4 separate regions of the Mus musculus genome follow, and all the other regions are linked to region 4. A link is a loop called in an ENCODE intact Hi-C map of the cell type or tissue named here. Cell type or tissue: left cerebral cortex. All regions are shown on one strand. Links, peaks and the distances in the headings refer to the core of each region. The heading gives the core; the rest is flanking DNA.

Evidence for each region. A loop is a pair of places that touch in the nucleus more often than their neighbours do. Peaks named below come from ENCODE experiments on the same cell type or tissue, not always from the same donor. Only the 100,000 strongest peaks of a DNase experiment are listed, where the experiment ranks them.
Region 1: it touches region 4 in a loop (7-fold over the local background); 3 of 42 quality-filtered maps call a loop at or near these places.
Region 2: a loop joins it to region 4, with 5 times the contacts of the local background. A loop is called at or near these places in 3 of 42 quality-filtered maps.
Region 3: it touches region 4 in a loop (2.3-fold over the local background); 4 of 42 quality-filtered maps call a loop at or near these places.

The regions. Positions count from the first base shown.
Region 1 is chr9:89,873,591-89,881,366 of GRCm38, reverse strand. No RefSeq gene overlaps it. Among named protein-coding and RNA genes, the nearest start is that of Rasgrf1, 32 kb to the left of the region's middle. In left cerebral cortex, for the core only: a CTCF peak has its summit at 3,410 (motif pointing right); DNase peaks (open chromatin) are centred at 1,642 and 5,606.
Region 2 is chr9:89,881,625-89,889,400 of GRCm38, reverse strand. No RefSeq gene overlaps it. Among named protein-coding and RNA genes, the nearest start is that of Rasgrf1, 24 kb to the left of the region's middle. In left cerebral cortex, for the core only: a CTCF peak has its summit at 3,493; a DNase peak (open chromatin) is centred at 3,459.
Region 3 is chr9:91,124,836-91,132,611 of GRCm38, reverse strand. No RefSeq gene overlaps it. Among named protein-coding and RNA genes, the nearest start is that of Gm31114, 190 kb to the right of the region's middle. In left cerebral cortex, for the core only: a CTCF peak has its summit at 3,911; DNase peaks (open chromatin) are centred at 2,331, 2,422 and 5,508.
Region 4 is chr9:91,361,036-91,368,811 of GRCm38, reverse strand. Zic1 (zinc finger protein of the cerebellum 1) reads left to right here and starts at 3,044. Exons shown (of 3, transcript NM_009573.4): 1 at 3,044-4,776; 2 at 6,190-6,353; 3 at 7,046-7,776. The coding sequence starts at 3,795. The coding sequence ends at 7,243. It also overlaps a transcript of Zic4 not described here. In left cerebral cortex, for the core only: a CTCF peak has its summit at 3,552; DNase peaks (open chromatin) are centred at 2,878, 3,518, 4,648 and 5,335; H3K4me3 peaks cover 2,703 bases; H3K27ac peaks cover 761 bases.

The DNA of each region.
Region 1 (7,776 bases), core at 1,435-6,434, 1.5 Mb after region 4:
GTGGGGCAGGGGCAGCAGTAGCGTCTGGGGCAGGGGCAGTGTGGGGCAGGGGCAGCAGTAGCGGCTGGGGCAGGGCAGTGGAGGGGCAGGGGCAGCAGTAGCGGCTGGGGCAGGGCAGTGGAGGGGCAGGGGCAGCAGTAGCGGCTGGGGCAGGGCAGTGGAGGGGCAGGGGCAGCAGTAGCGGCTGGGGCAGGGCAGTGGAGGGGCAGGGGCAGCAGTAGCGGCTGGGGCAGGGCAGTGGAGGGGCAGGGGCAGCAGTAGCGGCTGGGGCAGGGGCAGTGCGGGGCAGGAGTAGCAGTAGCGGCTGAGGCAGGGGCAGTGCGGGGGAATGGGCAGCAGTAGCAGCTGGGGCAGGGCAGTGGAGGGGCAGGGGCAGCAGTAGCAGCTGGGGCAGGGCAGTGGAGGGGCAGGGGCAGCAGTAGCGGCTGGGGCAGGGGCAGTGCAGGGCAGGAGTAGCAGTAGCGGCTGAGGCAGGGGCAGTGCGGGGGATGGGCAGCAGTAGCAGCTGGGGCAGGGCAGTGGAGGGGCAGGGGCAGCAGTAGCAGCTGGGGCAGGGCAGTGGAGGGGCAGGAGTAGCAGTAGCGGCTGAGGCAGGGGCAGTGCGGGGGATGGGCAGCAGTAGCAGCTGGGGCAGGGCAGTGGAGGGGCAGGGGCAGCAGTAGCGGCTGGGGCAGAGCAGTAGAGGGGCAGGGGCAGCAGTAGCGGCTGGGGCAGAGCAGTAGAGGGGCAGGGGCAACAGTAGCGGCTGGGGCAGGGCAGTGGAGGGGCAGGGGCAGCAGTAGCGGCTGGGGCAGGGGCAGAGGAGGAGCAGGAGCAGGAGTAGCGGCTGGGACAGGGCAGTGGAGGGGCAGGGGCAGCAGTAGCGGCTGGGGCAGGGGCAGTGCGGGGCAGGAGTAGCAGTAGCGGCTGAGGCAGGGGCAGTGCGGGGGATGGGCAGCAGTAGCAGCTGGGGCAGGGCAGTGGAGGGGCAGGGGCAGCAGTAGCAGCTGGGGCAGGGGCAGTAGAGGAGCAGGAGCAGCAGTAGCGGCTGGGGCAGGGGCAGTGGGGGGATGGGCAGTGGAGGGGCAGGGGCAGTGCGGGGGATGGGCAGCAGTAGCGGCTGGGGCAGGGGCAGTGTGGGGCAGGAGTAGCAGTAGCGGCTGGGGCAGGGGCAGTGCGGGGGGCAGGCAGCAGTAGCAGCTGGGGCAGGGCAGTGGAGGGGAAGGGGCAGCAGTAGCGGCTGAGGCAGGGGCAGTGGGGGGGGGTAGGCAGCAGTAGTGGCTGGGGCAGGGGCAGTGGGGGGATGGGCAGCAGTAGCGGCTGGGGCAGGAGCAGCAGTAGCGACTGGGGCAGGGCAGTGGAGGGGCAGGGGCAGCAGTAGTGACAGGGGCAGGGGCAGTGTGGGGCAGGGGCAGCAGTAGTGGCTGGGGCAGGGGCAGTGGGGGGGCAGGAGCAGCAGTAGCGGCTGGGGCAGGGACAGCACGGCAGCGAAGTGCGGCAGCAGCAGCGATAGCGCGGCAGCCGTAGCGCAACGGTAGTGCAGCAGCAGCAGTAGCAGTCGTGGTAGTTGTAGCGCAGCGGTAGCGCAACAGTGAAGTGCGGCAGCCATAGCTTAGCGGCAGCGGTGCAGCAACAGCAATAGCGGTAGCCACGGATGGATGTGGGAGCAGCAGCGCGGCCGCGAAACGGTAGCGAAGTGCAGCCGCGAAGCGCGGCAGCAGCACAGCGCTGGCTTTATAAACTCTCTGAAGAGTCCCCAGAATTCCATATCTAAACTATCTTTAGCGGCAGCAGCACAGCTCTGGCTTTACATACTCTCTGAAGAGTTCCCAGAATTCCATATCTAAACTATCTTCAGCTGGCAAAACCACATGCCTGCTAGAGCATGGAGAAAAATTATAGCCAGCGGCTGTGGGCAATGTGAAGCAGCCCCATATTCTGCACCTGAGATTAAAACAAAATCATATTCACATAACATTTTTGTGTTTTTAAAGAAACCAAAATTCTTACTACACATGGCACATAATAATAGCAAAAAGGAGGCGTTTATCTGAATAGTCGCATAAAAAGAAAAAAAAGAATTTGATAAAAACTGATATTAGTTTATTATAAAACCTCTTAGCAGAACAGATCAAACAAGCAGGCAGAATATGGCTCAGCTGGGAGAGTGCTTGTACGAAGTTTGTAAGCCCAGCTCTACATAAACCAGGCAAGGTAGTGCCTGCCTATGATCCCAAGGTTGCCCGTATAATAAGTTCAGTCTCCTGAGTTGCATAAAAATATCAAAATAAAAAACAAAACAAAGACAAACTAACAAAACCCACAATTCTAGAAGGCCATATGGGACAAGCCATAAATCTTTTTTTTTTTTAAACTTTCTATTGATTCTTGGTGAATTTCCCATCACGCACCCTAATCCCACTCATTCATTTCCCAGTTCCTCCTTATCTGCCCTCTGCCCTGGCAACCTCCTTCTCAAAAGAAATTAAGAATAAAACAAACAAAACAAGAATCTTGCTGTGGCTGTGGAGTGCCATGTCAGAGATATCCAAGTGGCCTATGGTGTTAGCATGAACATAGAGACACAGATGTGGCTTCAATGGCAACAAGGACCAGGATATCAATCCTGGCCTCGTGGGACAGGGCAGGCTTCTCGCGTCTGTAGTGATCCTCAGCACCTGCGTGCACAGCAGCCCCAGTTCCGCTTCTCTTCACAGCGCACAAACCATTCTTTGTATTTAACTCTGGTGTGACACACCTCCCCAACTGGTAATCGTCCCTGCACATGCGCGTGCACCAGGTGCTCTCTTGAGCACATGCATTCTCAACAGAAACAATAACCTGCCTGATAAAGAAACTAAGAAGACAATGTCATCAACGATATATAAAAGAAGGAAAATACTTAAGAGTAGATTTACGCAAAGAAGTGACTGATCAGTTCTCTGAAATTGCTAAAACCTTGAGGAAGGACCCTGAAATTCAGAGACAGGAACAGAGAGACATGTAGCTTGTGCTCACAGGTTAGAATTACTATTGTCAGAATATACATATGGCACAGGACATTTTCTGAGCCGGCATGGTTTCTATCAAAATGCTAATGGCATTCTCCACGGAAATAGAAAACACAATCTGAAAATTCATATGGGGTCAGGAAGACTGAGAAGGTGAAGCAGTTTTCAGCAGAAAGAACAAAGTGATGTTTACAGACATCACTTTTTCTGATCTCGAAATATATAATGAAGTAATTGGCTCAAAGCAGCATGGGCCTGGCATAGTAGCAGAATTAGTGACGATTACAACAGGGAAGTCCGGGATTTGGGGTGGTGGTGGTGACATATATATTTGTGGTCGATTAATTTCATGTGTTAATTTATGGTGTTTTTTTTTTTTTTTTTTTTTTTTTTTTGCCTGTGTGCACGTATGTATGTGCATGAATGCTTGAGTCCCTAGTGGCCAGAAGAGGACATTTTGGATCCCCTGGAACTGTAGTTACAAATGGTTGTGAGTGGCCATGTGGATGTCGGGAGTGAAACCTAGGTCTTTTGGAAGAGCAACAAATGCTTTTCAGTCTCATGGATGATTAATTTTGAACAGAGGTGCCAAGAGCACATACTATAGAAAGGACAGTCTTTTCAAGAAGGAGTGCTGGTAAAACTGGGTCTCTCCATATGTAGAAGGATGAAATTAGACCTTTGTTTTATGCTGTATAAAAAAAAAGACTCAAAATAGATGGACGATTAAGCATAACCTACAATATAAAGCAACCAGAAGAAAACAGAGAAAAGCCCGTGGTGATGTCTAAGTGACCATTTCTAGCCTGGCTTGGACTTTAAAAATCACAGACAACAGAAGCTGAAGGAGACGAATGGGATGGCATTTATGAACAGCAAAGATAGTCATTACTTCAGAGAAGACATACAGGGGTTGGGAAGAAATAATTACAAATTATACAGTTAATAAATATCTGAGAATCCTAAGTTTCTGATAAGGGACCAGTACCCAAAATATCTAAGAAGGTGAAAAAAATGCATACCTGGTAAACAACCTGACTGAAAAACAGGCAAAGGATCTGAATAGATGCTTTTCAGAAGAGAGACGATTGAGCAGCAGGCGCGTGAGGGAAATGTTCAGCATCTCTGGTCAGCAGGGGATGGCAGTAAAAGCCATCACAAGAAGCCACACAACTCGCCACTCTCTGAAGAGGCATGACAGGAAGAAGCATCCCGTGGAATACGGAGGAAAGACAGTCCTGGAGTAGTGGTGAGAAGGTCAAGTACAGCGGTCACATCAGGGAACTAGTGTGAAAGGTTCTTAAAAGACTAAAGTTAGAACTGACATAGCACTCAGAAGTCCAGCTTCCGAGTCACCAGGAACTGACCAAGTCGGCTGAAGGGAGACCTGCATTCCTAGGCTCAGCCCAGCAGCCAAGGTGAGAAAAACAGGGGACGTATCCAACAGTGGTCAAATGGATAGTGAAAATGTGGTTTAAACGCACAGGGAGGTACAGTGAGGTTCTGCACCTGCAGAATGAAGGACATTCTGTCCTTTGGGATAACCAATAAGGACACAATGCACTGGTATTTCAAAATTGCTAAAAAATGACTACATCTTTTTTTTTTTTTTTTGAAAAAGCATCCTCGCCGCAGGGGAAAAATAAGTTGGTAAGTTAATTGATGTTTTAGTTAGCCTGTTTGAATCTTTCCGCAATTGATAAAAACATTACATTGTATTCCATAAATATGTCATTTGTGATAATTTGTGAAGCTGGAAGGTGTGCTAAATAGAATAAGCTAGGCACAGAAAGGCAAATACTGAATCTATGAAAGGTAGCCTCATAGAAACGGGTAGTTGGAAGTACCAAGGGTGTGGGGGAGGAGGAGGGATGGAGAAATGGGAAATAATGATCAAAGGAAACACATTTCCAATATGAAGACAGGAGTAACTTTCAGGAATATATTGCAGGGCCTGGGGAATACAATTTACACGATGCATTGGTATTTCAAAATTGCTAAAAGATGACTAGATTTTTTTTTTTAACATCCTTGCCATAGGGGTTAAAATAAGTTGGTAAGGTAATTGATGTGTTAATTAGCTTGTTTGATTCTTTTTGCAATTGATGAAAACATTATATTGTATTCCATAAATATGCCCAATTATCATCAATTAAAAGATCATTAATCTGAGAACCAGGCACTTTGTTTCTATAAACTTATGGTATAAAAAAATTAAAATTGGAAAATATTTATAGTAGACATGGCAAGTTATTAAAAGTGTTAGTTATTATGACTTGCCGCAGATCAATAGTGATAAAGGTGGCTAGGAAAATGGCTCGGTGTCATGAGTAAAGCGCTGCTTGTTCAGCAAGCACAAGGACCTGCCGCTTAACTTCTGTGTGAACAACCCTAGCGTGGTGGGATCTCACTGGCCAGCCAGTTCAGCCTAACTGACCATCCCTAGGTCCCTATCTCAAAAACGTTTCCTTTGGAATGACTTCTGACCGCCACATGCGTGTGTGCAAACACTCATAGGCACCTGAGCATACATAAACACACCCCCTCCTATAAAAAGAACGAAACTAGCAATGTTAGACACTGCATTCTTGTCAGAAGAAGGCTGCCAGCTCTCTGTGCTGGCTTGATTTCAACTCCTACAGGGTTGGCACTTCCTTTGCTGTGCTAGATCTTTAAGCATTTCAGAGAGGGGCTTGTCTTGCCCAGGCACAGCTGATGCTCCTGCCTGTGGATACACAGGTTAGAATGGGGTTCCGAATGGTGTGACCTCACCAGGAGGGAGCTACATCATACATAGGACAGTGTCTTAGTTAGGATTTTATTTCTGTGTAGAGACCATGACCAACTCTTATGAAGGAAAAGATTTCACTGTAAGGGGGTGACTTACAGTTCAGAGATTTAACCCATCATTGTCATGGTGGGAAGCATGACAGAGACAGGTAGATAGGTTGCTGGAGAAAGAGTTGAGAGTTTTACATCTTGACCTTTAAGCAGCAGCGGTGAATGCCACACTAGGCCTAGCTTGAGCATCTGAGACCTTAAAGCCCACTCCTGCAGTGACACATTTCCTCCCAGCAAGGCTACATCTCCTAATAGCTCCACCTATGTGGGCCAGACATTCAAACAGGAATCAATAAGGTCCATTCCTACCACAGACAGAATGATGGCTATTTTTGGTTATCAACTTTGATTATCTGCATCTAGAATTAACTGTAGCCCAAGCAAGCTGCTGAATACGTCTGTGAGGTAATTTTGTGTATTGAATTATTTGAAATGGGAACATCCACCCTAAATTTTTGTCTTTTGAGGTGGAAAGATCCACCTTAAATCTGGGCCATATCTATTGGTAGCCTCTGTAAAGGACATAGAAGCAGGAATTCTTTACCTGCTTGTCCTCACACTCATAGGCAAGACCTTTCCTTCACTGGTATTGGAGTGTACTTCTTTGGGATTCTGTCAAACCCCCAAACTAGCTGCGACGTCCAGCCTTAAGGTCCGAAAAACTACTGGATTTTGGGATTTTTCCATCTGAAGACAGCCGTTGTTAGAATAGTCAGATACTAACCTGTAAGGCACTCTAATACATTCCATTTTTTGTATAGAGCCATTCTATCAATTTGTTTATCTAGAGAGGCCTGACTCATACAGACAGGGAGGGCGGCAAGGGCTGCAGAGATGAGTCACCGGCATGACCAATAGCTAGAACTCATAGTTCTGAGAAGCAGCGTGGGGGAAGTGGTTTGCTCTCCCTCACCATGGCTACCGGTGACACTTAAGAAAGGCAGCTTGTTTGTCCTGGACACTTGGATTCTATTTGACTCAAGGTCCTGTTTGCAGGCGTGGAGGCTCCTCTGGGGGGATGCGAGGGCGGGAGCCCCTGAACTCAGCAATGGCTCCTCACACCCATCCACAACTCAGGCAAAAGATCATCACAGTCACTGAACTACCATAGGAGAGGGATCCTCTTAGCATCTGAGAGAGTGTGTCTTGTTTAGAAGACAGCCTTAGGAGACACAGTGACATGCAAGGAAGGGTATTAATAGACAGGGGGCTATGGTGGGAGATTAAGAGGCCACAGGGAAAATTCGGTTGTGCTTTACACCTGCTTAGGGGAGGGCAGCAAACTGGGGGATGAATGTGTGATCTCTTGTTTTTCCCAAGGGACTTAACTCTGAGGATCTTTGCCTGTACTCAGTGTGAGTCATATGGAAGGCCCAGACACTCCATCAGCTCTCTGATCAATATCATAGTATCTAATATGATCCAGGAGTTTGCTCCTTAATAGCTTCACTGGCTATTTGTCTCTTAGATTGCTTTCCTGCCTACTCCTCAACCTCATGTACATTGGTCCCTAGGAATGAAATATCTAACAATGGAAGAAAATTAACATTTGGCTTTCCTGGGCACAAAATATAGTTCTTGGGGAATCTGTAAAAGAACAGTGCCCTGTATGGACTGGTCTGATAAACTGGTTAGTAGTGAATGATATGAGGAGGTTGGAGTGTTGCAGGACCACAGGCTAGTTAGGAGTTATCTTGGGCTATCTTTAGCATCCTTAATAACTATTCCTTGCTTATGTGCATGTCTGAGCTGATATTCTTGGGACTAATGGGTAAAACCTCTTGGACTATGGCACCTGGAACCCATGCAGCTATTTCCCTGATGAACTATAACCCGGCTATCGGATGCCTCTGACAAGTGTACTGATTCATGAAATTCTTTGTTCCCTTACTCTAAAAACTTCATGAGGGTCATTGAGATGGCTCAGCAAGCAAAGATGTTTGTT
Region 2 (7,776 bases), core at 1,413-6,412, 1.5 Mb after region 4:
TGCCCATCCTTGATGAGTTGAGTCCCCATCCTCTCTGACCCTCTCAGAAAGTCATTTCCTTGAATTTCTCCCATGAAGACTGCATGTGGAGAGAAGATCCTTGCTATACTCTCTGTTAGTGTCAGCAAGAACTGAATCAAAAAGTAAGAGCACATTTTGTTCAGTGTTCTCTGTTCCCATTAGCATTTCTGCATGCCTGCCTTGGGGTCTATTGGCTCAAGAATACAGGGAAACAGCAGGCTCAACCTCCTATTTTATATTCTATTGTCTTCATGAGGAGAACTTTGGGGGTTTTTGGCCTGTCACTGGCTTGAAATGATAGCTGGGTGTCTCAGTTCCTCCTGGAGGCATGGAGGCAGGTAGACACTCCACTGTCACAGACCTGAATTGGTCTGGAAGCTGCACTACAACTTAGCTGAATCTTCTGAGAGCCACATAAGTAGTCTAATATGGCTTTTGTTGTTTAACTTGTTAAGGCAGGATATGGGAAGCAGGCTCCTCAGACAGCAAGGAGTAGTTTGTAGCAAAGGGTTTCATTAACTCCACTCCCTCCCTGCCACAGGTCCTTTGCCAAGAGCTTGTGCTTGATTCACATCATAGCTTCCTTTGTCTTTCCCCACAAGACTAAATAACCACTTTGTATCCTGTAGGCCTTGATGTATGTGAGGTCTTCTTGGATCACTCTTGACAGAACTATCTGCCTGCTTCCCTTATTCTTCCCCCATATTTGTTGCTTTTATTATACATGTTAGAATTTGAAATAATTTTATGGCTTTCTTATATTAGTCAGGTTTTACTGAGGGAACAGAAGTGATAGAACATATAGCTGTATTATTGGCTTTATTAAATTAGCTTCTAGGATGCTGTCTGAGTAGCCCAATGGCTGCCTCACACTGGAGAGGCCGCAAACCCATAGTTATTCTGGATGTCTCAGCAGCCCAATGTGGTGCTGAAGGCCTGGAGAATTCCTGTAGATCAGCTAGTCCTATGAGCCCATGTGTATGCAGAGGCAAGAGAAAGACATGTGGAGTCCTGTTCTCTCTCTCTCTCTCTCTCTCTCTCTCTCTCTCTCTCTCTCTCTCTCTCTCTCTCTCTCTCTCTCTCTCCCTCCCTCCCTCCTTCTTATTCTCTTGAGACAGAGTTTCTCACTGAACCTGGAAATAACTTCTTAGCAGCTAGCCAGACCCAGTGGTCTTGTCTCTGTCACTGAAAGCACTGGGGTTATGGGCATGTATGACCATGATTGGTTCTGTATGTGAGTGTCAAGGGGACTCATACTCAGGTCCCCTTGCTTGCAATATCTCCATCTCTCCCTCTCTCTCTCTCTCTCTTTCTCTCTCTCTCTCTCCCTCTCTACCTCTACCACCTCTACCTCTCTACCCCTATCTCTCTATCTTTATCTATCTAGCTATCTATTTATCTATCTATAACTTAGCTACTCAAATATAAACTCTGAGGAGACAGGAATCATCTCTGTTCATCAGGAGTAGGTGGACATTTATACTGGTAGGCTATTTGGTTGATGAGATAACATTATATAAGGGGCTAAGGCTCTCTTTGAAACTGAGATGACTGAGACTCTGAAATAGCACTTCAAATTGTTTTTAAAAGATTGTGTGTGTGTGTGTGTGTGTGTGTGTGTGTGTACTCCATCTCTTTACTTTCACCACAGGGATCAAACTCAGGCTTAGTGACAAGCACCTTTACCTATTGACCCATCTCACAGGCCCTGCAGTTTCAGCTGTGAGAGCAATCTGGGTGTGCCCAGGTGTATCTCTTGAGAGGCAATCTCAGCCCATTGCTGCATTGGTGATGGAGCTCATAGGTGCTTAGCTGTGCTATGCTATATGGTAGCAGGTGGACTCCCTGCTGCTCACTCCGAGTTTCTATAACCGGAGACTCAAATTCTCCTTTGTGATTTACATACTCCAGGTATACACTGCAGGCCAGATACACAATCGCTCTATTTCCTGTGAGATAGAATGATCTAAGCCAGTCAACTTGACTATGATATATAGCATTTGCTTCAATCAGGACTGAGATTTAGGTTCTGGTAGTCTTGAGACTTGAGCTTACCAGGAAAGTGTTATGGTAGAATGGGACGCTGCCCTAAGTGGGCAGGGGTTATAGCTGACCCGCACAGGACTTTTGTGTAACTTGGATAAAAGAGCCTTTGGGTATGTGCAGCACTGTCCCTGAACATCCAGCTTGTCAGGTAGAGAACTGGCTGGATATCAGTCCCTTCCTGTTTGTTTGGCTGAATGTCTGGTAAACAACACTAATTTTAGTGTCCAGTGACCCTGAGTGGTATTTAAGGCTGGGGACCTTTTTCCTTGTGTTGATAATTGGAGCCTGTGCTGGTTAGTTTTTGTTAACTTGATACAAACTGAGGTCAGCTGAAATGATGGAACCCATTGAATAACAGCCTTCATCAGCTTGGTCTATGAGACGTTTTCTTGATCGATGAATGGCGTGATCCATTGCACTGTGAGCAGTACCTCCTCTGTGCAGGTGAACTGGCTTGTCTCTGAGAAAGTCCTGTGGGGGACAAACCAGCCAATAGCATTTCTCCCTGGCCTTTGCTCATGCTCCTGCCTCTACTCTTGCTTGAGTTCCATCCCCGACTTCTCTTGGTGGTAGACTGTTACCTGTAAGTGTGTGCCGAGTAAACCCTCTCCTCACCTAAACTGTTCTTGGTCCAAGTGTTTTATGACAGTGATAGAAACCAAACTAGAACAGACCTTGTCTGCTGGTCCTCCCTATAGCCCTTCATTACATTTTTTCAGACACAGCATGACTTCAGGGGCCAAGGAGCTTGAGAGAGAGTTACATCCGTCAGTTGACTGGTAGATACCAGCTAGCAAGTCAGATACCCAGTGTACAATGGTGAGTGTGACTTAGTCTTTTCAGTCTCCTTGAGGCTGGAGGGCACAGGAGAGGATCTTGGGATATATAGAGGACCATGAGGGACATCCCCCCTCACCCCAGGGTACAGGACAGTCAGTCTCTCAGGAGAAGGCAAAGCAGGGAGCCTGTTGGTAGGGGGTGGGAGCTGAGTGGCCTGCTGTTGCAGGCTGGGGAGGGAATCTGTGAGTTGGATGGTTCCAGCAGGCAGGCAAGGCTGACAGAAGTAGAGAGGAGGTCTGTCCATGCCGATGGTGGCAGAGATGGTGGCAGAAGAGATGGTTGCAGAGGCCAGTGAGAAAGGTTTCTCAACATGTATCAATTGACCCATCAAGAGCTGGCTCTGATCTGAAGCAAAAAAAAAAAAAAAAAAAAAAAAAAAAAAAAAAAAGGACTCAGTAGGCTGGCCCAAGCCCGGAAGGGGCAGGTGGTAATGAGGTCTGCTTTGTGGGAGGGAGCCTGCACAGCCTGTTTCTAACACTCAGCCCACACAGCACCAGGCACACGCTTGTGCATGCTGAGCCCTGCAACTTGCAGGGTGCGCTCTTCAGATGGTGCTGCACAGCTCTCTACCCATGCACGCAGCAAGGAAAGGCCCTGTTCTTAGCCCGGAAGGTGCAGGATTTCCTGAGCTTCACCAGCCTCTTACTGTCTCAACCCAGACTTCTTCAAAGCGTTCTGTGCCCACTGTTCTGCCAGGTGGCCAGGACAGCCGGGTTTTGGCTAGCTGCTCTTGGTGTCTCTCCAGGATTCAGTTTCTCCAGCAGGGCACAGGGCTGGATTCCAAGGATGGAAACCATCAGCGTTTAAGGTCTGGTCTCAGAAGCACTTGGATTTCTTAGGTCCATGCAAAACTCATGACCTAGCAAGTTCAAGCCCAGCTCAGAATGAAGAAGAGGCGGCACTTGCCACTAGGTCCCCAGTTGGTAGCATTGTGAGGGGTCTTGCTGTGTTGCTGAGGGTGGGCTTTGAGTGTTTATAGTCTTGACCCACTTCCAGAACACTCTCTCTGCTTTCTCTGTGTGATTGTACTCTTTCGGCTTCCTTCTCTGGCAGCTGGCTGTCATGCCTACCTTGCCATTATAGACTATCTTTCTGGAACCATAAGCCAAAATGATCTTTCTTCTGTGGGTCTCTTTTGGTCATGGCATTTAATCCTAGCAATCAGAAGTAGCTGAAGTAGCTGCTACAGTTGGTGGCAACTTTGTTTAGAAACAAAGGTTCCGCAGAACCAGGAAACTGCAGAGTTGGGGTTCAAGATCGTATAATGCCAAGTCCACATCTTCAAGTTGGGCTCCTCCCTTCAGATCAGAGTGGTGCAGAGCCTTCCATATCACACCCTGGCTCTCCTCAGAAGCATGATACCAGCCCGAGTTCAGGCAGCTTACTGGCAAGGCAATGAAACCTCTCTGCTTGGATCCCGGGTTATCCCCAACTTTCCCACCCAGTAGTGTGTCTGGCTGCAAAGAGCTGTGTTTAAATTGTGTGGAAATAATCCTAGTACTTTAGAGGCAAAGGCAAGGGGATCACTAGTTCTCGTCTAGCCTGGGCTACAGAGAAAGACTTGGTCTCAAAAAAGAGCACTCACCCTTCGCATATGTCCATATGTGCACAATCCTTCCTCCCACATTTGTGGTAGAGTGTAGCTTTGGTAGCTGCAAAGAAACATATGGCCTAGTCTTCATTCCCTGTGTAGGTCCCTCCCATAATGACTAGAGAGTGGCCCCACATTTGTTCAAGTACAGGGACCATTAGCAAACCTGGGCAGGCAGAGGCTTAATGAGAAGGAGGAAGGGGATTATGATGATGATGACAACGATGATGATGATGACGATGACGATGAGGAGGAGGAGGAGGCAGAGGAGGAGTCGGTGGTGGTAAGGGAGGAGACCATTTGGTTAGAGATAAACCATTTGGGAGATCCCTTCATAAGTTCCTTTGTTGTGTATGGCAAAGTGTCTTTTTCTTATAGCCTTAAATGTAACATTATCAGGAAGTCCAGGTTCTCTCTCTCTCTCTCTCTCTCTCTCTCTCTCTCTCTCTCTCTCTCTCTCTCTCTCTCTCTCCCTCCCTCCCTCCCTCCCTCCCTCCCTCCCTCCCTCTCTCTCTCTCTCTCTCTCTCCCTCCCTCCCTCCCTCCCTCCTTCCCTCCCTCCAGTAAGCTTACAAGAAACCCTAAGAGCAGGACAGATCAAGGGCTCTCTGTAACTAGTGTGAGCTGGAAGACCTACCACACCCAGGGAGGCTCTGACGCTGCTAATCTTGCCTAGAATATGTTTTGAAAGACTCAGATGCAGCTGAAATCCCAGGGCCATGTAATAACAGCAGCAGCAGCCTCTGTATCATCGGAAAGAGGTGGAAGGCGAGGAAGAGGAGGAGGAGGTGGTAGAGGAGGAAACCATTTGGTTGGAAAGAAACCATTTGGGAGGTCCTTTCATAAGTTCCTTTGTTGTGTTTGGCAAAAGTCTAACAATGTTGCATCTAGGTCATGGGTTTTGTACCAGACATTGTATATGTAACAAAGCTACACAGAAAAAGAATTTAATTCCCATAAAATAAGTGAAGTTACTAAAATTTCTCCCCATTCAAATCGTTCAAATCAAGTAAATAAATCCCCCAGGCTAGTGAATGTTCCAGATTCAAATTTTATTAATAAGGCATAATTTGTTTTTCCAAGTTTAGGAATTAATTTTTCTAGTTACACTATTTCCATATAGTTTCTATTTGAATCATAAAAAAGAATGTCAATTTCAAAAGTTACATATTGAATATTCATCCATTCCTCCCTCCAAAAGGACACTTTTCAAACTTAGAATGGTAAAAATAATAATTTCAATATTACGTACACATAACAGAAACATCGAAGAGTTTCGTGGTACCATGTCTTCCTAGTTTCCCTTCAGACCTTGTCTTCCTCTCCTCACCCTCCCTGTAGAGGACAATGAGTACTGTATTGTTTGTGTTGGGTTTTTTTCTCCCTGTGGTTCTGTGGGAGCCAGAATTGTTATAGCGCTACATTGTAAGTCTTGTTGCTTCCCACTTCTCTGCTCTCAGTATCGTGCTCCCTGGCTCTGTCCATATCTCTTTATCAAATGTCTAGTGTAACGATTCTAAGGGTTGTAGTGGGTACCACAGAGCTTGCCCGCCACATTCCTTCTCATTTATTTATGTTTTTAAATTTGCATCCCAGACGCTGCGCCCCTTCCTCCTCCCCTTCTTCTCTGAGAGGGTGGGCCTCCTCTGGATAGCCTCCTATCCTGGTGTGTCAAGGACTAGGCGCATCCTCTCCCACTGAGTGGAATTTGTTCTTTTAATCCAAGAAGTTGGCCTGAATGCCCTTTTTTCTCTTCCCTGATAGACCCAATTCAACGAATATTCTTGCAATTATATTCCCAGCCACATGTAGATTCACATGCCTTTATTGGGTGAAATATTCTGGATGTTCTTGGATCTATAAAGCTGAATTTAGATTTTCTATCACCTCTTTATTTCCCACATCGAAAATGTCCAAAAAGATCAAACTGCTAATACTGTAGCTTTGAAAACAAACAGAGTCATTGTAAAGCTCAATTGTTTCCCAGTTAATTAGTAAATACCATGTAAAGGAAAAAGAGAATGTTATGCACTCAGATCTGCTGTATTTCGTTCAAAGCAAATGTACTCTCGTGGCAAAACTTCCCGCGGTTTGTACCGCTAATTTATTTACTAACCAATTTTAACTTTGTACAGATCGTGTAGATAGAAAACTAATAAGGAATAGAATGAACTGTGTTTTAAATTCAATGGATCGAGCAGGTGTTTATAAAACATTCCATTCAACAGCCACAGAGCACACAGTCTTCTCAACTAGGTATTGAGTGTTGGCCACTGTGGACCATATATTAGGTCACAGAAGAAATCTAAATATATGCAGGAAAATGGAAATCATATCAAGTTTCTTTTCAGACCACATGAGACGAATGTAGAAGTCAATAAGGGGAAATTTGAAAACGAATAAAATTAACCAACATATTTCTAAACAACCGATAAGCCAAGTAGGAAATTGAAAAGTAAAATTTGAAAATGTCTTAGTCCAGATGTGATGGTTCACATTTACAATCTTAGCATACTAGAAACAGACAGGAGGATTATGAATCTGAAGCCATCCTAGTTGACAAAGCAAGACCCACCCCCACCCCCCGCAAAAAAAAAAAAAAAATCTTTAACAAAAATGGAAATACAACTTTCTCAAATACTGGGAAGAGGAGACATTGCAATGAATGTCAGAAATATAACCAATTGTAAGAGACCACTGTGAACATCTATCTATACACCATCTCAGAAAAACGAACGAATTCTTAGACATAGTGCAATCTACCAAGACTAAGTCAGAAGGAAATAGGAAAGTTAAACAAAGCAAAAACGAATAAGGACAAGGAAGAACACCATTCTCCACAAAACACTGTAAGCTGAATTCAACTCCCTGTTCTAAAACAAATATTTATCATGATCAAACGGGATTTACTCCGGGATATTAAGATTTTGCAGTATACATGAATGAATAAATGTGGCTGTTACTGAGTGTTTGCTACTGTATTAGGTCCTTTTATCCACTGTCCTCCACCCCTCCACCCCTCTCCTAGGAAGGAGAGAAAGGAGGTTAGAGGGGGAAAGAGGTGTTGATATCTTTAGACTGCTTCCTGCTGATTTGGGGCGTCCAGTTTCTTGGGGCAAGTCTGATCTTCCTCATCAGGATATCTCCAACTGGCGTTGGCATCGGCAATGGCTGGGATGATGGCAGAAATTGCAGCAGCGGCAGCGCTAGCGACTGGAGCAGGGGCAGAGGCTGGGGCAGGGGCAGGGGCAGCGGCTGGGGCAAGGGCAGGGGCAGTGG
Region 3 (7,776 bases), core at 1,584-6,583, 240 kb after region 4:
CTTGTTCTGAATGTTTTTGCTTGATATTTTGTTCCTTACTATTCAATATTAAATATTCAATATTCTAGCTCCCATTTCTAGAGTAGATATCTCTTTGTTTTCAGGTTCAAACATGCATTTTATACAGATAGATTAATTGCCACTAGCCTCTTGTTCTGAAAGATTGTTTCCTGGTATTTCATTCTTCAATATTTAGACTCTACTTGTCTGTAATCTGGGCCTTGAGAGACAAGACAGAGAGATCAGAATTGATAAGAAAATTTAATATTAGCCTTGGATACATGGCAAGCCTGCTGGGAGACCTGAGAAATATCTCAAACACAAACTAAAATAAAAAAAAAATCAAGATCTAACATAGCAAAGTACTGAGGTGAAATGAAAGATGTTCTATGGACTTCAATTCTACAGTTGCCCAGTAACAGGAAGGAATCATCATTCTAGGATTTTGCCAGAAGATTCTGTGTAAGGATCATGTGCTAACCGATCACACCCCTGGCATCCCCTTTCAAAAGATTCTTACAATGAAATCGAGAAAGAAAAGTGAGGCCCCAACTCTGTCATCTAGGATGAGCACTCTGCGTAATCTAATGTGCTTAAAATGCTTCCTGCAGATCCTACAGAGTTTTATTTGTTTTTATATTCTGACCATGTTTTGAAACCTTGAACTTTGACAGGAAGAAGGACTTCTCCACATCCAAATGATTATCTGATCCACTCTATAAGGAGAAAGGAATGGATTTCTTACTGGAGAGCATTTCTTTCTTAAAAGCTGGTGGGAGAGTAAAATGATCCAGATGTAGAAACCTTGTTAGAGGTCCAGGGATCTCAGATTTTGGAAATGCTTGCCTGGATATGAAAACGCAGGTTGGTTACTAGATGCGAAAGCTTAGCTCTGCCCCTTCTTTCTCTGCCAAGTATCAACAATATATTACTGCTTATTTATTCATTTTTATGATTTACTTAAGTCCTGAAAGAGAATGAATTCCTGCTATGCTTCTGTCGGCTAGTGTTGTGGTCAGATGCTGATGTTCTGAGTCCCAACCATATTAATTGCTGGATAAAGGCTGTAATCCTCCTCTTTGAAGCCCAGGCCTGATTTTTAGGCAACACTTCAAAAGGAAAACACAACGAAGGAGGCATACTTCCTACCATCTTTGAGTTGGCATGACTTACTCAGCTTGTACTGAACACATGTGCCTTACATATTTGGCTCTCCAAGCAAACAGTTCATTTAAATATTAGAAAGGAAAATAAAAGGCCGTCTGTGATTCAAAAGTCTGACCTGTAATTTCTTATGAGCTATTTTGATGGTTTAAATTGTATTTGAAATGGAAACACCAAAATCAGTCTTTTCTTACAGTAGAAAACATCTCTCCTTTTTTCCTTCCCCCTTCTCCCTTCTTTCCTCCTTCACCCTTTCCTCCCTTTCTCCCTCTCTCCTCCCCCCTCCCTCTTCTTCTACCCACCTTTTTCCTCCCATTTCCTTTCTCCCTATCTCTTATTCTCCCCTCTTATGCTGGCTTTTTCCTTTCTTACATGTTTTGGTGTAGTGTCTGATTCCACTAGGATTAATGACACAACCTACACAAATAAGACATTTCAAACGGTTTCTAATTGTTATAGCCCTTGGAAACCTTTTAAAACATAACAGTAACACCATATATTTATACAAAAGAGACAGTTAAAAAAAAACACAAAGTTTTGAAGTAAAGAAGAGTGAGGTCTAAATTTTCTGTGACTATCTGAACCAAATCACCAAAAAAACCAAAGTGAAAAATGACTCAAATGAAGTAGTGGCCAAGACAGAACTTTTGCTTGATGCCTTTCCATCTCTTGCTCCTGCTCCGGCTGTAGGGAAGTACTCATGGAGGATTTCCCAAGTGTACTAGTGTGCTATGTGTGAGAAAGATTAACAGTGTTTCAGATCAAACACGGGCCTTGCTGCATGGTCTTAGGAGATTGTCATTCACGCCATTATGGCTCATTTGCACAGGATTTTCATGCAATATGAGCCTTTGTTTTGATGGCAGTGAACAAGGCCAAGCTTCATCCCTTGTCCTAGTTAGTCAGTCTGTGGGGTATCTTGGTCCCAAAGAACTTGTCTATCGTACAAGGCAACTGTTACCTCAGTTGTGGATTGGCTGTTTCACTCCTCGACTCTCTTTCCTAGTTTTAAGGTGAAAAACTACTTAAACGTGGGTGGATAGCATAAAATTCAGACAACACCTACTTGTGCTAGATTAGATGCAGCCTAAACAGGCAGTTTTGGATACCCGATTCAAAAGAGCACATTAGGAGCCGTTTTAGTCGGGCGCTTTTCCTCCTGTGCTTTCTGCCACGCTTATTTTGATGTTAAAATAACTGGAAGAGTTGAAAAGTTATGCCTGAGCTACACTGAAAACTTTTCCTGACGAGGTATTTATGTTTTTCTTGTACTTAGTTTCACCGGCTCTGCATAGAATTACATATTTACGTATCCCAGTCATTCTTGGCCTGTTTCTTTCTGCAAGTCAAACTAGGAAGAGAGTAGGCGCTGTTGCTATTTCGTGGGTGTTTAAGAATGAAAATCAAATGTAAAAAATCTCGCTGATTATGTGACTTTAACTATAAAGGATACTGTCTTATTAATGCCAGTATATATTCCACCAGTCCGTCTGTATTTAGCTGTACCAAATCTACATGTAACAAGAAGAGATAAATCAAATGGCTTTTAAGTATGAAATTAAGTGTTAAGAGCCAACAGTGAAAACTAGATTAGAACCTAGTCACATTTGAGTTTCTGATGTGTTTTCTCAGCAAATACATTTTAAATCTGTAGCTGTCATTCAGCTTTGGCCCCGACAGACAAGGAATTGGTGAATTTTGCATAGTACTAATTCACTTTAGATATAGCAAAGCACCTATCTAATACATGAGATTTTCAAGCTTGATTTTGTACAAATATATTATCAAAATATGTATTTATAAGATATGCTGTAATCTGTTTTATCTTTGATTGCTTTAAAATTATAATAATACAAATGAAAAAACTTAAAAAGTAAATTCATATGATTTTGATACTCATGAAAATCAAAGAAATTATTTATAACATTTTGTTAATATATATAAATATATATAATAACTCTACTGACACACACACACACACACACACATATATATATATATATGTATATATATATATATATATATATATATATATATATATATGTCAGTAGAGTTATTTTTCCAGTTAGCTTTATTTCATTAATGGAAAAATGTTATATTTGTTACATGATAAGGGAACACTTCTAAATTTTAAGAGTGCATTAAAAACCATACAGAAACTAGCATGTCTAGTGAAATCACTTTAAAATATATGATTGCTTAGAAACATAGATTAAAAAAGGCAGCAACTGATTGGAACATTTTTCTCAATCTGTACTTTGTAAAGTTTCAAACACCCAAAACACTGTAGTATGGTATTGAAAATACACAGTCTCTACCCAAAATTAATTGCCTTTGTATATAGTTCATCCTTCTTTCACACAAATATAATGACATTCTTAAATTTTCAGCTTACATCTCCTGGGCACCAGGCTATTTTTTACATAACTATAGTGACAGAACCTTGATATATAAAAACTAGCTACAAGAACATCTAAACTAATTTATAGATAATTAGAACTAGAAGATAAAATTAAAAAGTACTTATTTCCACAATGACATGTACAACTTTAATACTTTATTCCCTAAGTATTTTCAGTTACTTTAAGTCTAAATACAGACTTTAAACATTAATGATGTGATTAGAATTTACTGGCAGGTTTTGAAAACAAAAACTAAATTAACAGATGAGTGTTTGATTCTGAAACACTTTCAAAATACATGTACAGCAGCGCCCTCTACATTTGGATAGCTTATGATGAAACAGTTTTGTTTTGTTTTGTTTCTTAAGGAACTTTTGGAAGTGATCACTGTAGCTTTGGGATAAGGGATGTGATTGTAACGTATAACACTGCAGGAGATTTCTCATATGAGTCTGTGCTATTTTAATTGAGTGTAGAAAACCCAGCCTTGGAAACTTAATAGCACACCATTCAGAAAAACAAGACAAATAAACAAACAAACAAAACTCCCCTAAAACCCACCAAAAAACAACGGAAGTTAACAGTCAAGAAATAAAACAAGGCTATCTAGCTATTTAGCAAATATGAAAATCTGTTGCAAAGAATTAATCATGTTATCCACGCGGACTTTCAAAAGTCATTTTCAAGGAGCTATAGTCGTCCTATTATTCCTTATGGCCTATAATGTCTTCAAATTCAGGAACAAATAAAAAGGTTAAAAGAAAAAAAAAAACAAACAAACTCTACTTTCTAGTCTCAGCATCTAATAAAAGATATATAGATGTACAGATACTGTATTTAATGTATTCACATGAAATAAAATTAGGTAATATTTAGTGTTTCTGAATATCCCCTCTCAGGTTAAATGATAATAAAACAGTTTATGAAATCATATCGATGTAAAATATAATCAGTCATCTTACAGGTAGACAATATGTACTGCCTGCGATTAATTATCATGCCACCCCATTCACAGATTTGTACATTACCCTTTGAATAATCAAGAGGAAAAATATAGGCACATCTATAGTAGATTTTTATAAAACAGAAGAAAAATCTAATACATATCTGTATCTCATTTTTAACTATAAATACTTTGTTGCTTATCAACTTCAATTAATTTAAGTAATCAAGTCAGTTACAAATATATATGCTTATTAGTAATAAAATCAATCCAGCATATTGACACTGAAAGACATATGTCATATTTCCAGTGCAACTTTTTTCTTTAAGATAAACGGTATATATTTTAACTATAATGTTTGCTTATATATGTCCTCTTAAACATAAGTTTAATACTATGCTCCTGTTATTCTAAATAACTAAACTAAGAACTAAATCAAGAGCCTAAAGCAAAAATCATTTTGTAAATTATTTGTAAGCTTCCTGTAGTCAAAGGGCAGATTAAAAGAGCTGAAGCCAGTTTTTTTTTGTTTGTTTTGTTTTGTTTTTTTTTTTTTTTAAAGGTTAACAGTTTCAATGCCTAAGTCACAGTGTCTTAAATGGGAAACAGGAACACAAAAATATTAAAAATCAACAAGTATGGTTTTTTGCTTTAAAACTCAACAACTTCAATATCTCAAACGAACTCCTGGAGAATATTTTATAGATTTGAAGTCAGTAAATCTGAATAATCAAGTCACTTGGGAGCAGGAAATGTTCCTTTAAATTATGCGCTGAGGCTTTTCGTGCCTTTCAATGCCAGAAAAATCCTAGAACGGGCTCTAAATTTCTAAAGACAAAATGCCAATGACTCTGGGGATCATCTTGTTCATTTTAAGAGCAAATTAAAACAGTGGAAGAATATGGTGCAAATAATTGTTTCCTATGCTCTTTGCTGGTGACTGCTGCAATCATCGGGCCTGATTTACAAATGGAGACTTGAAGGTTTCTCAGCTTCCTGCGGGGCAGGAGACTGTTACCTTGGCACTTGTCCCCTCACCCTTGTAATCACCACTCAGAACCAGGCGCTGGGGCTTCCCATTCCCAGGCTCTTGATTGAACACCTCATTCTGTGCTAACAAGGTGAGGTATTTGAATAGGGCTCCAGTTGGAAGATCATTAATGGTTTTGCTCATTAAGAGTTGCTGTGCTAGTTTTGGTAATTTGGTAACAGTCTAAAATCTCAAGCAGATTTTCCCCGCTCAGCCTAACGGATGAGACATTTAAGATAGTAACAGTAATACCCGTTTCACATTGAGAAGGGGAGTGAACTGCTGACTGTATATGCTAGGTTTGGCAGGACTAATGAAGTTCACTTGGATGCCCAGGTTCATTTTCCAGTTGTTTTAAAGGTATGATTAAAACAGAGCCAAGTAAAGTTGAAGATAAAAACATTTCGCTGGGTGAAATTTGCTTCGAATTAAAAAGAAAAAAAAATCTTCACAAATATGAGAAATGGTAGCCATTTTGTCTTTTATTTATGCTAAAATTAATTCCATTTTAACTCCTTTGTTTCTACAAGCATGTCTTAAAAAAGCACTTAAACGCATATTTTTGTCTTAAATATGAAGTGTCGATTTTTAAAGCTTAGTTCCAGGAATGATTTCCAGAACATTAATTACACAGCTCTTTTGTTTTGAAAGACAGAAAATATTAACAGATACATATTTCTGTTAATAGTCACTTAAAACTAATGTTAAATATTATCTGAATATTTACATTTGCCTTTTATACCCCCCACAAAGAGCCCCCATCCCCGATGTGCAGACAAAGATATATGATCCTGAATATTTTTTATGATTGAATGCATTTGTTTCCATGGAAAAGTACATAGCAATGCCAAATTATTTAATGAGTTTCTTTATAATCTATACTTTATAGAAGATATGTTTTCCAAGGTGAGTTAAGAAGGCTAAATTAAGTACGAAAGTCTTTATACATTATTTGTTAATTTAAAACCTCTACTGTGTTAAGATTTGAGAGAACATAGTGAAAATAAGTTTTCTTACACATGGTTGTTTTTTAATTATGAATCAGATTTTGGTAAAGTTTGGCAGCAACATCACCAGATATTTAATTACTTTTAATGATTTGGATGATTGCCATATTATCATGTAGATAAAAAGGTGGGAATAGAAAGCCAGCTAAGGGTGTAGGGTTTCCCCTTGCTGAGCAAGGGGGCGATTTTAATGTGATTCCTGGGGCATTTTTCTTCTAGGTCATCTTTATATCCCTACTGACTTAGTGTGACAATGCAGTGATTGGGGACATTTGGGTGATCAATTATTGGGATGATTACTTTGTTTCATTTTGCTTTGAGTTCAGCTGGCAATCTTGTGACAGTTCTAAAAGGCCGAAGTTGGCTACTGGCTTATTTTTAACACATTAGAAACCTGCCTACTAAATCTGGAACTCTTCTTTTTTAGTTGGAATTGAATGCAGACAATGACATCTGTGCGTGTATACATATGTATGTATGTGTGCATGCATATATATATATATATATATATATATATATATATATATGTATATATATGTATATATGTATATATGTATATGTATACATATATATATGTGTGTGTGTATGTATATATATATGTGTGTGTGTGTCTATGCAGAAGTGACCACCCCTACTGTGTAAGTAGTTTTTGTTTTTGTCATGAATAAAACCCATAGTTATTGAAATTAATTCTAGACTCATCACAGTTATAAGATATCATTTTTGTCCTATTAAATACTCTGATGTATGGATAATATTTCATAGATTACTTGACCAAATTTCTTATATATGTTAAAATTGTGTTTGGGAGGCACCGTCTCAGAGGCAAAGGGGAGGGGGCTGGGGGAAAGAACTCTGCCAGAGGGATCAGGAAGGGGAGGCAATAATTCGGAAGTAAAGAAATAAAACAATGAATTAATAAAAAATTCTGTGACAAAAAGTTGAAACAGATGACCTTAGTTTCATGTTAAAAGGTTTTAATCAGTTAACATGGAAAATACAATTGTTTTTATGATAACCATGCCATTAAAGGATTTATTATGTCTTGGCAAACCCCAGAAAATAAAGAATTTATGGATGGATCCTTTTCCCACATTCCATTGCAAGCTCCGTGATTGCACAGAGGGATTATTTGAAATTTTGCCTTTTCCAACTGGGAGTTGGTTTCAGACAGTCTCCCACATAGTTAAGCAGCACACATTTATTTGAAACTACGACTTTTGAATGTAT
Region 4 (7,776 bases), core at 1,258-6,257:
GACTTTCTTTTTTGAAGAATTATTTTCCCTCCCCTCTCCCAACAGCCACCCTTCCCTCAGGTCCCCTCCCTATTTTTTTTTTTAAAGCAGTCAAGGTGGGTTCAATATTTGTTCTCCCTAGTGAAAGAGCAGTGCAGCCTCTAGAGGAAATATCTCCTTGAATAAACGATTTTCATAATTCTAGGATCCAACATCCCCCTGTAGGAGCAAAAAGAACGGAATGGCCTGGTGTATCTTTTCCCTCAAGAAAATACATAATAGGTTAAAAGAAAGAAACCCCTAAGACCAGCTGCTTCCGCTTTTTTTCTGTCACTCCTTACAGGAGTCCGCTCAGATTAAGAGAGAAGTGCTGGACACAGACTTGTTGCTGGGGGCAGATTTTTTTTCCCCCTAGAATTTCTACTTCCTAACCCCACAGGCATAGATGCTTAACACTGTCTCTTCAGATACAGGGATATGATCACCATCCACAATCTGACTTCAGGGCCAGAAGGGGTGTGTTTTGCGTGTGTGTGTGTGTGTGTGTGTGTGTGTGTGTGTGTGTGTGTGTGTGTGTGAAAGGCAGCCTGATTGTAGTTCACCCTACCCAAACCAGAATCTGCTTGGTAGGGGACAAAAACTAGAAAGGAGGGTAGGAGTAGCCACTGATGTTCATCCTTCCTCTAGCCCTAGCAAGCTAGCTGGGAGAGAGAGAGAGAGAGAGAGAGAGAGAGAGAGAGAGAGAGAGAGAGAGAGAGAGAGGGAGGGAGAGAGAGGGAGAGAGAGGGAGAGAGAGGGAGAGAGAGGGAGAGAGGGAGAGAGAGAGAGAGAGAGAGAGAGAGAGAGAGAGAGAGAGAGAGAGAGAGGTTTTCTTTTTCTTTTGCTTGGAGAACTGTTAAGTTTTCTAAGCGGACATCATGTGAAAGGATGAGTTGAAGGTCTCTTTGTCTGGCAAAGAGTTTAGAGCCTTGATTCAGTTGCAAAGAAGCCAAATGAAGTTAGAAACAAAGGGCAAATTGAAGAATTCCGACTCTTGGCTTTTTGTGTTTTCCTTACTAGAAAATAATTAGACCTAATGAATATGCAGGCGCTAAGGCTAAATCCTGGGCCAAGCTGATGGGCTTAAAACTGAGCTAAGTAGAACCGCAACCTCCATCGCCCCCGGCTCCACATCCGCGTGCAGTTTTTGAAATGTATAAATGTCGCCCGGTTTAATTGATTGAGTTACAGGGATTTTCCCCCTGCTTTTACGTGCCATACCCCTCTACCTTTCAACAATCATTTTAATATATAGTCAATGGTTCTTTGTGGATGGGACAAAAAGCAACTACGCGCAGTTGTTGAATAGACTTTGCGCTGGGCAAAGACAGGTTAATCGAGGGCCGCATCGCGAAAACAAGCGAGTGTTGTATGTTTGCACGGAATCCAAATGTCTGCATTTTCCTAACTAAATCAAAGGGAGTGTTATTTCTTTTTCTGCTCACTCATCTGAAGGTAAGTAAATTTTCTCTGGCGATCAAAAGCCTGGTTGGCAACAAAGACCGCGCCCGCTTTTTCCACCGTCTTGTTGTGGCAAGTTGCGGAATTTCAATAACTGTGACAAGGGTGACTGATTTGTGAACTGGAAAAGGTTTGAATGTCACAAAATTTACATTGGTCCTATCTACCGGGGATTTAAATACCAAAAAAGTATTCCGGGATCTCTAGGGAGCTTTGGGAGATCCAGAGGAACAATGGCGCGTTGGGAAATTTACAGTTTTACCTGAATGAAAGGGACTGGGATGGGAATGGGAGGGCAGAGTGAGCGAGTTGGGGGTGGGAGCAAGCCACACAACGGACCAGACCGGAGGGGAAAAAAAAGGAAAAAAAAATGAGGGGAGAGGGAGATCGGCAACAAGGTTTCCAAACTGCCATTAAAAACAGAAAACAAAACCCAATCCGACAAACCTCAGGAACCAGGAAAAGTTTAAGAGATCCATCCACCTGTGTTTGGGGGTGAGTGGGCATGCAGGAAGGAAGTCTGCAAAACTGAGGCTGTGAAAGACACCAAGAAATCACGTTTCTAGGAAAGAGCTTGCCCTCGCGCTCCCGAATCTTAAATTATAAACAGGAGAGAGGCCCGTCAAAAAGGAAGCAAACTTCAAAAGAAGCAAATAACAAAAGCTTCCTTTGCTGCCCGGGGGGGGGGGGGGGGGGGGGAGGGTGGAGAAGGGGAGGGAGGGAGAAAAGAAAGTTGCTGAGTCCGGACATTCTGGAAGTGCCTTTGGGGTGTTTCTCGGCTGGTCCCCCCCCAACTGCTGCTCTCGGAGACGCCGGGGGTCTCCAGTCTTTAAACGCTCTGCAGAGGTTTGAAGGAGAGTGGCTCAGGGATGGGGAGGCAAGGGGGGAGGGGAGTGGGGAGGGAAAGAAACAGAGGGAGGGGAGAAAGGGGGACATTAGAAGGAGGGAGAGGAAAGTGTGTGGCGGGGAGGGGGGAGAACATAGAACAAGAAGCAAAACCTAGAGAAGGAGGGGTAGGAGGCAGCGAGGAAGGGGAGGGAGGGAATGAGGGAGGGAGGGAGGAAGGTAAGGAGAGGGGGAGAGACAGGGAGAGGAGGGAGAGAGAGAGAGAGAGAGAGAGAGAGAGAGAGAGAGAGAGAGAGAGAGAGAGAGAGAGAGAGAGAGGAGAGGAGAAGAGAAGAGAAGAGAAGAGAAGAGAAGATGAGAGGGAAAAGAAATCGTGGCATTTTTTTCCTTCCGTGAGAAGAGGGGGAAAAAATTTGCTAGGGGGGAAAAAAAAGTTGCTACTCCTGGCAGCCCTGTTAGTCAAAAGGGGATGTCAAGCGCTTTACAATACCTGGGATTGATGAGGCGGGCGGGCCAATGAGCAGCGCGCGGCGCCACCGCGCGCCCTTCGTTGGCGCGGCGGCCCCGGGCGGGGTGTGTGGGGGGATTGCCGCCTCACCAATCCTCGCCCGCGTCGGTCGCACGTGACCCCTCCCCCTGCTCCCATTCATCAGGGGGGGGGGGGGACGACGACGGTGTCGTCCTTTCAATTCATTTATCTGCAGGAATGATTGCTGCTATCAGTCTCGCGCTCACCGCCCGGCTGAGGAGGTGAAAGTTTCTCCCCAGGAAGATAAACCGCAAAAGACAATATTGTGCATGATTTGCGCCTTTTCTTTTCTTTTTTCTCCCCCTCCTTTTTTTTTTTTTTTCAAAAAGCAGAGAGGGGGAAAAAGGGAGAGTTGAAGGATCGAGGAGGAGAGCCTGAGAGAGAGAGAGAGAGAGAGAGAGAGAGAGAGAGAAGAGAGAGAGAGAGAGAGAGAGAGAGAGAGAGAGAGAGAGTGAGAGAGAGAGAGACTGAGACTAGTGGAGAAGTGAGGAGGGGCGCGCTGCGCGAGGAGACAGGGCGAGCAGTGGCGGCTCTGGCGTTCACATTCCTCTATGCCACAAATCCGGGAAGAAGTTTTATTGGGGGGCTGAGATGTTCTATGCCTTTCCCCGGGCAGCCTTGATTCGAGGCCCTCTCGGCAGAGACTGAGCGGCGAGAAAGTGAGAGCCCGGCCCGCGCGGTTCGAGCGGCTGGCGCTGGAGCCCGCCTTCTACCGGCCGGCAGTCATCTCTCTTGCCTGCCTTTGGCCGGGCGGGTGCCGGCTAGCGCCTGGCCGTTGCCTGCTGGCTGAGACTTCGTTAGGTGGGTCGACTCCCCCTCCCTCCTCCTCTTCTTCCTCCTCTTCCTCCGCCTCCCGTTCCTCCTCCTCCTGATCTTCCCTCCTTGGCGGGCGAGGGTGGGGGGGGGCGGGGGAGGCCGGGGCTTGCCCCGTGCAGCCACGATGCTCCTGGACGCCGGACCCCAGTATCCCGCGATTGGTGTGACCACCTTTGGTGCATCCCGGCACCACTCGGCGGGCGACGTGGCCGAGAGAGACGTGGGCCTGGGTATCAACCCGTTCGCCGACGGCATGGGCGCCTTCAAGCTCAACCCCAGTTCGCACGAACTGGCCTCGGCTGGCCAGACAGCCTTCACGTCGCAGGCTCCGGGCTACGCCGCTGCTGCGGCCCTGGGCCACCATCACCACCCCGGCCACGTCGGCTCCTACTCCAGCGCTGCTTTCAATTCTACCCGGGACTTTCTGTTCCGCAACCGGGGCTTCGGCGACGCGGCGGCGGCAGCTAGCGCCCAGCACAGTCTCTTCGCTGCTTCGGCCGGCGGCTTTGGGGGCCCACACGGCCATACGGACGCCGCGGGCCACCTCCTTTTTTCTGGGCTTCACGAGCAGGCGGCTGGCCACGCTTCGCCCAACGTGGTTAACGGGCAGATGCGGCTAGGTTTCTCCGGGGACATGTACCCACGGCCGGAACAGTACGGCCAGGTGACCAGCCCGCGATCCGAGCACTATGCTGCCCCGCAGCTTCACGGCTATGGGCCCATGAACGTGAACATGGCTGCACATCACGGGGCTGGAGCCTTCTTCCGCTATATGCGCCAACCCATCAAGCAAGAGCTTATCTGTAAATGGATCGAGCCGGAGCAGCTGGCCAACCCCAAAAAGTCGTGCAACAAAACTTTCAGCACCATGCACGAGCTGGTCACGCACGTCACGGTGGAGCACGTCGGCGGCCCAGAGCAGAGCAACCACATCTGCTTCTGGGAGGAGTGTCCACGCGAGGGCAAGCCCTTCAAAGCCAAATACAAACTGGTCAACCACATCCGAGTGCACACAGGCGAAAAGCCTTTTCCCTGCCCGTTTCCTGGCTGCGGCAAGGTTTTCGCGCGTTCAGAGAACCTCAAGATCCACAAAAGGACACACACAGGTATGGAAATTAATGTAGGACACTCTACCTCCCACCCAGGCTGGGCCTGAGATTCCAAAGTTGGGGGAAGAGAGGCACAAATCCAGCCTCAGTGGGGTCTGGGCCTCAGGTTCCTGGAGGCAGGCAGATCTGGTTTTTAGTCTTGAAAGTGTGGCACAGAGTGAAGGATCTGAACATACAGATTTAAAAAAAAAAAAAAAAGGAATAAACCGGGAAGCTGAGTCTGGCTTGGCCCAGCGCTTGACAATCTCGAATCCCGGAGAGGTGGCACGCGTGGGGCATCCACGGAGGTTCCAGTTGTTCCAGCTAGAAACAAATCTAAAACTCTTGATGGTGGCTACCCGTTCAGGGACTTTCTTGAGTCCTTTCTGTTCGAAAAGGTGGAAGAAGTTGAGGTTGAGTTTAAAAATGTAGAAACAAGATGGGAAGAAACAGGAGGTAGGTACAGTTGGGGTAGAAAGTACAATTTGGATCTGAGGAGGACATTAGGTTTATGCACATTGGAAGAGATACATTTTACAACGATGCATCCGGGTTTGAGGAGTGAGTCTAGTTGGTGAAAGACACAGAAATCCTAATTGTCTGTTATACAGCGTAAGGTCTGTTCTTAAAATGCGGGGTTCCTGAGTTGGACTTTAGAAATAGCGACAAGTCCAAAGCTTAAAGAAACAAAAGAAACAAAACCAACAGAAACAATAACAAAACAAGTTCCAGGCAATTTAAGGCTTCGAGAGGGGGCAGCCTGGAAATTATGCGCCCCTTGGGTCCTAGTCAGGGGATCTGATCGCCCTCTGTATTTGGGCATTATCTAGTGGAAGAGAATCCGACATGAACTCTAGATTTAATGGCCCAGGCAGGTAAAATCTCCTCCCCCCTTTCTAGATTAGGCCATAAAATGTGGTGTGTGTAGGGGGTGGGGTGGAGTTGAGTGGAAGTGGCAACCAACGGGTGCAGTGTGTCTGGGACGGAAAAAAATTGGGGGAGAAAAGAGCAAAAGCAGGAGAATCAGCCGGGTCCCAAAAACTAGTAAGGGCAGAGCTAAGTAGAAGCCGCTGGGTAACCTCTGTTAAGACCTGGGCAGAAAAGCCAATTTCTAGAGACACTGCTATTCTGAAGTGAAAAAAAAAATTTTTTTCTTCTCTCGCCACTCCTATTTCTACTACTACCATCAGTATGACAAAGTAAAAATAAAATGTAGATATAATTGTCTTGAGTGTTAAAAAAAGTATAGTTACGTTATTCATAGTTCCACTACAGCTGCACCAATTTACTAAAACTCCAGATTTTAAGCTCGGGGGAGCCCCCCCCCCCCCCCCCCCGCCTTGGGCAGCCAGCATTTTAATTCATCTCCTAAATTCTGAAAACAGCTACCGATTTCTTTTAAATAAGACCATCTTTCAACTTTTACGTTAGGGGAGAAGCCCTTCAAGTGCGAGTTCGAGGGCTGCGACCGGCGCTTCGCCAACAGCAGCGACCGCAAGAAGCACATGCACGTGCACACGAGCGACAAGCCCTACCTTTGCAAGATGTGCGATAAGTCCTACACGCACCCCAGCTCTCTGCGTAAACACATGAAGGTAACGCCGCCGTCTGGCCGCTCGCCTTCGAGCGAGAGCCTTTTCTGGGCCCAGGCTCGGGCCAGCCACCCGGGAGCGGCTTCTGGGCGGCGGCAGGAGCCGCAGGAGGCGGAAAGGCAAAGGGTTTCACTCTGCTGAGTGGAAAGTGGAAGAGGGAACAGGGGCGGGAAAGATAGTTGCACCAGAGGCCAATTAAACTCACTGTTTCATAATGAAAGTAAAAATAAGTGAGGTGACTCCGAGGCCCCGCTGTCAGAGCTGCTGCGGTGAACGCGGCCATCGCTCCTGGTAGTCAGGAGCAGGCGGGCGAGATGCTGCGGTCTTGGGCTCAGCTCTCAAAATCCGCTCTCCTCAAAGTGGGCAGGCAAACTTTAGGAAGGGAACTTTCCTAGCCTCTGGCCTCAAAAGCAGCCTCCTCCTTCCCAGCCCCCCTCCTCTTTTTCTTTTGTGAGTACTGTAGGGCAGAGTCCCCTCCTGGAGCGTGGCGGTGCTGGGCTACGCCGGGAGAACCAAGCCCAAGTCCCATTGGCCCTGCCTGCGGAGAGTCTGGGAGATCCCTGGCTTTGAAAGAAGCGGGGAGGGGTAGGGGAGGGGGTGCCCGGGCGAAGGGAGGGGGAGCACAGCTTTCATAGCCTTGGGTAGCTGCTGGGCCCACTCTTTATCTTCATTAAAACGCAACTTTATTCTCTCAGGTCCATGAGTCCTCTTCTCAGGGCTCACAGCCTTCGCCCGCCGCCAGCTCGGGGTATGAGTCGTCCACGCCACCCACCATCGTGTCTCCCACAACAGACAACCCGACCACCAGCTCCATGTCGCCCTCCTCCTCCGCGGTTCACCACACAGCCGGCCACAGCGCGCTCTCTTCCAATTTTAACGAATGGTACGTTTAAAATCAGAAACAAAACATGCCGACCCCCTATTTAAGAGACTGAACACACACGTATATACGCCGTATTATTGAAAGAATCCTGAAACTCGAGACACCCCTCGTCCCGATCCCGCAAACGTTTTTATTTTTATTTTTGTTGTTGTTGTTGTTTGTTTGATTTTGTTTTTAAATCTGCCGGTAAATCCAGGACTGAGTAAAACAGAGGAGGCAGCAAGCCTTTAGGTTTTTTCACTCCAAATTTTTCCTTCCCCCACCCACCTCTGAAAAGGTTTGGTAGCTGAAGGGCGGAAGGGGGTGGAAGAGAAGGCGGCTGCCTGACCGAACACCGCCAAAGGCCCCAGGGCCAATTTCTTGTTGGATCAGAACAAGCTCTCTGGGGCTTCAGCTTTTCTTTATCTTTTTGTTTTGTTTTCTTGTAAATACAGAATTATTAGCTTAAATCTGTTCTGTTGGATTCTGTATATAGCTACACTTCGGTTGGAGTGGGTGGGTGGGATCGTGGCGTGGTGGTCTTTGCCTTGGGGAGGGGAGGGC